Regions from separate parts of the Mus musculus genome. Here region 2 is linked to region 1. Evidence: chromatin loops called from intact Hi-C (ENCODE). Cell type or tissue: heart. All regions are shown on one strand.

What was found. Hi-C counts contacts between places; a loop is a spot of excess contacts. Peaks named below come from ENCODE experiments on the same cell type or tissue, not always from the same donor. Only the 100,000 strongest peaks of a DNase experiment are listed, where the experiment ranks them.
Region 2: it touches region 1 in a loop (2.5-fold over the local background); 3 of 42 quality-filtered maps call a loop at or near these places.

What each region holds. Positions count from the first base shown.
Region 1 is chr9:41,325,686-41,328,185 of GRCm38, reverse strand. No RefSeq gene overlaps it. Among named protein-coding and RNA genes, the nearest start is that of Gm25401, 13 kb to the left of the region's middle. In heart, no CTCF peak of the experiment used is centred here; a DNase peak (open chromatin) is centred at 1,145; H3K4me3 peaks cover 1,404 bases; H3K27ac peaks cover 1,806 bases.
Region 2 is chr9:41,446,162-41,448,661 of GRCm38, reverse strand. All of the region lies in intron 3 of Mir100hg (Mir100 Mirlet7a-2 Mir125b-1 cluster host gene), which reads right to left. Among named protein-coding and RNA genes, the nearest start is that of Mir100hg, 71 kb to the right of the region's middle. In heart, no CTCF peak of the experiment used is centred here; a DNase peak (open chromatin) is centred at 1,001; H3K27ac peaks cover 2,279 bases.

The DNA.
Region 1 (2,500 bases):
TGCAAACCTCAGTAAATCAGTGAGTTCACAGCACATGATATTTTTCTTGGCTTGCATCTAGTTCCCATGAGGATCTTGATTTAAATTGTTCATTACAAACTGTCTCTGCCTTCTGCTGGTTATCTCCCTCCAAAACTACACTTTATCACTACACATACTCTTAAAAAGATACAGTCGTTCCTGAGAAGCAGAGAGTTGAATATTTTTTTAAAAAGACATTTTTTTGCACATTAAACAGGAAAAAAGCTCTTCTCTCTCTCTCTCTCTCTCTCTCTCTCTCTCTCTCTCTCTCTCTCTCTCTCTCTCCCCCTCCCCCCCATCCCCAAGGGTTCTCAATTCAGCCTCCAAACCTACCAAAAGTTTCAGAAACAATGACAGAAATAAGCTAACTCCCTTCTATCTTTGGCAGCACAAAAGCTAACTTCATGAAAGCCACCCTTGCCAAGAATTAATGCCATGCAAACCACATCCACATTTGACTGTGACTGCTACATCGGTTCACCACAATATTTACTTGAAAAACATATAATTTGCAGTAGAGAAGAAAGAGAAAGAAGAAAGAGAAAACTCCTGTACCAAAAAAAAAAAGTTTCTTTCAAATGCAAATTAATCCAAAGATATATCTTTCCCTGTTTTTGGAAAATCACTCTAGCATAAGAAAACCATAGTTCGCGTGGGAAAAAAAATATTGGTATATGAACACCCACCAGTTGAAAAGACAATTAAATTGCTGTCAGTTCCCTGAACTACTAAGAAAAGACGACTCCTGACTCTGGAAGCCTTGAGAGTACTTGATTAGCTTCTACTGACCTAAGAAGTCTTCTGGTCCCAGGTAGCCAACAACATTCTTTTCTTCTCCAGTGAGATGCTGGTGTGAACATCAGAGGGCATTGTATTACTGAACTGATCAGAAAATAACATTGTTACTGATCTTCTGAGAGAGAGAGAGAGAGAGAGAGAGAGAGAGAGAGAGAGAGAGAGAGAGAGAGAGGCAAAGCACAATGTAATGGAGCATTCTTCCTGGTAGGGAAAAAAAAAAGTAAAGGCAGCCCTGCTGGACTGAGTTCAAACATAGCTGACAGACTCCGGGAGAATTTACACTGAGCATGCTTGCCTGCGCGGCTTGCATGAGACACTCTTAATGAATATTACTTCCTTCCCACTGGCTAGCCCTGGAAGTCCACACCCTCCCCTCTTTCAGAAGTCAGGAACTTAGCATCAGCCAAAGCCCAGAAAACAGACTTCCAGGGAGGCCTTGTCTCCCTGATCCATAAACTTTCAGGTTATGACCTGCGGGTCAGCATGACAAATAGAACATGGGGTGAGTTTTCTCTGCCCTTGATTATGTTCCCGGCTTTGTGCCTGCCTGTCCGAAATGGCAGCTACCCCAGAGAGAAGAAAAACAGACGGCTGGCTTTTTCTCTAAAGAAAGAGCTGTCCCAAATGCCTGGATAAAGGCCTTTCTCCAGCCAGCTCTGGGAGCCAGGTCAGAAGGAAGGTTTTTCTTGTGACTTAAAATTCATTGCAATTATTTTTAACTTCTGGCTACAATGAACTAAAATGCCTACCAGTTTTGAAAGCTTACCTGTCACCTCTCTCTAAAATGCTGTGTAACTAAATCTAATCTAAGAATACGCTTAGAATCCATTTTAGCCTGATGTGTCTAACATGCGCATTGCATCCGTGGGCATTCAGCCGACACTGTAAGGCAGGTATTTCTTATTGTTGTGGTTGTTGCTGCTGCGGCTGCCACTGTTGCTTTCCATACAATATTTTCCCTTTCCCTAAGACAGAAAGTCTAAAAATTTAAAAATAGGCTATTTTTCTGACGGTCTTGGAAGACAAGATTGTTACTCAGGGAAGAGGGGACGTGGGGAGGGAAGCCTCAGACAGCATTCACAACAAAAACAGAGGGCACTTTCCTTTTTGAGGAATGATATTGAAATCTATTTTATTATCCACCTGATATTTTCAGATTCCCGTTTATAAGTGCCAAATGACAGTTATATAACATTAAATACTCATTTAAATGACAGTGCTTACTTATCCAGCAAGCTCCAGCAAAGCACACACAGAGTTTTGTTTGAAAAACAATGACATTAGAGTTTAAAAGGGCAAAAGAAACTACGCTTACAAAGAAACATTATCCTCGCAAGCCTCTGAGACAAAGCTTGCCTGGCCAGCATTGATCCATGATTGACAAAAGGTATCTGTCTAAACCTGACAAGAAAGCCAGCTTCTCCTAGGGCCTGTAGCCATGACACAGCCATGCTGTGCTTCTGGTTGGTCCTGTTGTCTGAGGCTGTTGTTACACAAACATCTCCTTGCCTCCTGCTCTTGAACAAATTCAGTCACTCACACGTGCCTCCTTTTCTGTAATTCTGAGAATTTTGGGAGTGTTCAGACATGGGACTTGTTTTGTTTGTTTTCATGCTTTCTCTAAGGGAAGAAAAAAGCTGAGCCCCCCTCCCCAACACACATACACACTGCAAGGTGTTTA
Region 2 (2,500 bases), 120 kb before region 1:
GCACTACTGTGCCATATGTCTAGCAATGGAATGAAGCTGGGGGAGTTCTAGGATTGGAAGATTTAACAAGATTGTCTGTGGTTTGACTGTCTCGATTTCTTTCTCATTTATCTCCTTCCCCCCTCCCTTCCTCTCTCCCTCCCTTCCTCTCTCCTTCCCTTCCTTCCTTCCTTCTTTCAAATAGTGTTTTATTTGTACAGTCCAGGCTGACCTGGAATTTCAGATCCTTTACCCTAAGCCCCCAAAGTGCTAGGATTACAGGCTTGCACCACAACATCCAGCAAGATTCAGCATTTTTAGTGTAAATGCACAAGGTAAGCCCACAGCTTAGCATTTTACACACAAATGATATTACTTAGAAAGACACGATAGTGTGATTTCCATTGTACAGACTTTTTTCCAAAGGTAGAGAGAAGCTGGGAATTTGCTAACACCCTCTCATTAGCTGCCTTAAATCTAGACCAGTGTGACTCGAGGATCACATGATGCTGCCACGGCATGGCCGAGGTCATTGTTCATCCATTTACTGCAGTGCTGGATTTGAATTCGGGGCTTCATGCATGCTAGGCAAGCTCTCGGTCACTGAACTACACTCCAGCCCTTCATCATATTCACGCCACTGCACCAATAAGAACACAGTTCGTCAAAATTCTAATGGGTGCATACCATAGCCATCCCCAAAGGAAACCCAAATGAGCATTTGAAAAAAGAATCCAGGTTCTCTTAACCCTGGTATTTTTTTTAAGTGGTCTTCACATCTTGCTTTCTTCCTTTCTGTTTCCATTTCATGCTGTTCCCCTCTGCTTTGTAGTCAGGAAGATGGAAAACAGCTGGTACCGTTTCCTAGCAGATAATCCTTCTTGGACTGGGGGAAAAAAATGCCTGTGACATCGTCTCAACTTCCTTCCCTCTGGCAGAAGACATGGCAGCGTGCCTCCTAGAGGGAAGGCTGTCCTCTCTCATAGGCTCCTCTACCCAGACAGGATCACAGCTGTCGGCAGGGAGCACTGGTAAGAACGCCAGCAGGACTGGATAATCCATGGGCAGATGCTCCTGGACCCAAGGATGCACGCTGCAACCAGGCACCAGAGCAAAGAAACTAAGAGTGTTTAAACAGGAATAAACGAGACTGGAAATCATGCGCCCTCCATCGTCTGCCGTCCCCACTGTCCTGCAGATACCTCCTGAGCCCCCGGACAGGGGTTAGGGGATAAAAATGAGGCAGGAAGGTCATGACAGCTGCTAGTTGGGGAAAACCAGGGATTGGCAAGCAGCCTCCTTCTGCTGGCATCAGGGGAACAAGGGAGCTGCCGGGAGAAGCATAAAAACACAGAAGCAGGGAGCCTTTCAAAGGAGAATGTCAAAGGCTTGGAGCCTGGTAGCTGAGGAAAACCTTGCCAAATGTTACAGAGAAAACAGGAAAGCTTTTGAGGCTCTGCATTCTGGGGTCATAGAACAATGAAAAAGGAAGTTTCAGAGGAAAATAACAAGCACTGTCAAGCTCGCTCCAGCCTCACAAAATCCTTCTGCCATTCTTACCGAAAGCAGAGGGAGGAAAAAAAAAAAAAAAAAAAAAAACCCTAACCTCCAGCCAGTGGGCTCAGTCCCATACCACAGCCCCTTCCCTGTGGCATGCTGGGCAGGAAGGGCCATGATGTGGCCTGCTCCCTGGAGACTAGAACAGAACATTTCCAGAACAAAGCCCGTGCAGTTACCTGAAGATCAAAGTTCATTCTTAATAAGGGGACTGTTGGAGGGGGCTGAGAGAGCAATCAATGTTGCCCTGCATTCCATTAAAAAAGGATTATGGGCTGTCTAACCAGGTAGGCAGTGTACTGTGTGAACTGAAATTTGTCCTTTGGAGGGGGTGTGGCAAAACAAAAGCCTGAGGAGACACAAACAACCACTGTTCAGAGCAGCAGGTTAGTGGCATGCTATCTGTGTTTGTGCGTCTGTGCAGGGAGTGTGCAGTATCTTCTGCTGTTGCTAAGATGGTTTCCCCCTTCACCGGCGTCTCACCCAATCAGAAGGTAGCTGCTCCTTATTGGTTGCCTGGTGTTATCGAATGACCATGACGAGCTGGAGTCAAGCCCACCTCATTGGTTTATTCCGATGGCCCATTGTCAGGGGACAGCAAATCAGACACCTAATCAATATTTTGTGAAGTGGCACTAGACTCCTGATGAAATTTGCATTAAATTTCTCCCTGTCTGTGCCTTTGCTCTCAGATAAGCATCATATTAACTTCAGTGATAGAGAGAGAGGCAACCGATCAAACCCTGCCGTCCTTCAGCCATTTTGGACTTATTCCTGAATCTAGGCCGGCATTGTGGAATACTAAATATGGAACGGAGGAATTGGTTACAAGCAAAATGCAGATCTCCCAAGCAGAAACATATTCAACCTGTCTAGAATGGTGATAGCCTTTCCAGATAATAAAATACTGAGTTTCCTCTTTCTTCCCTCCATCCTTCTGTCCCTCCCCTCCTTCATTTGTTTC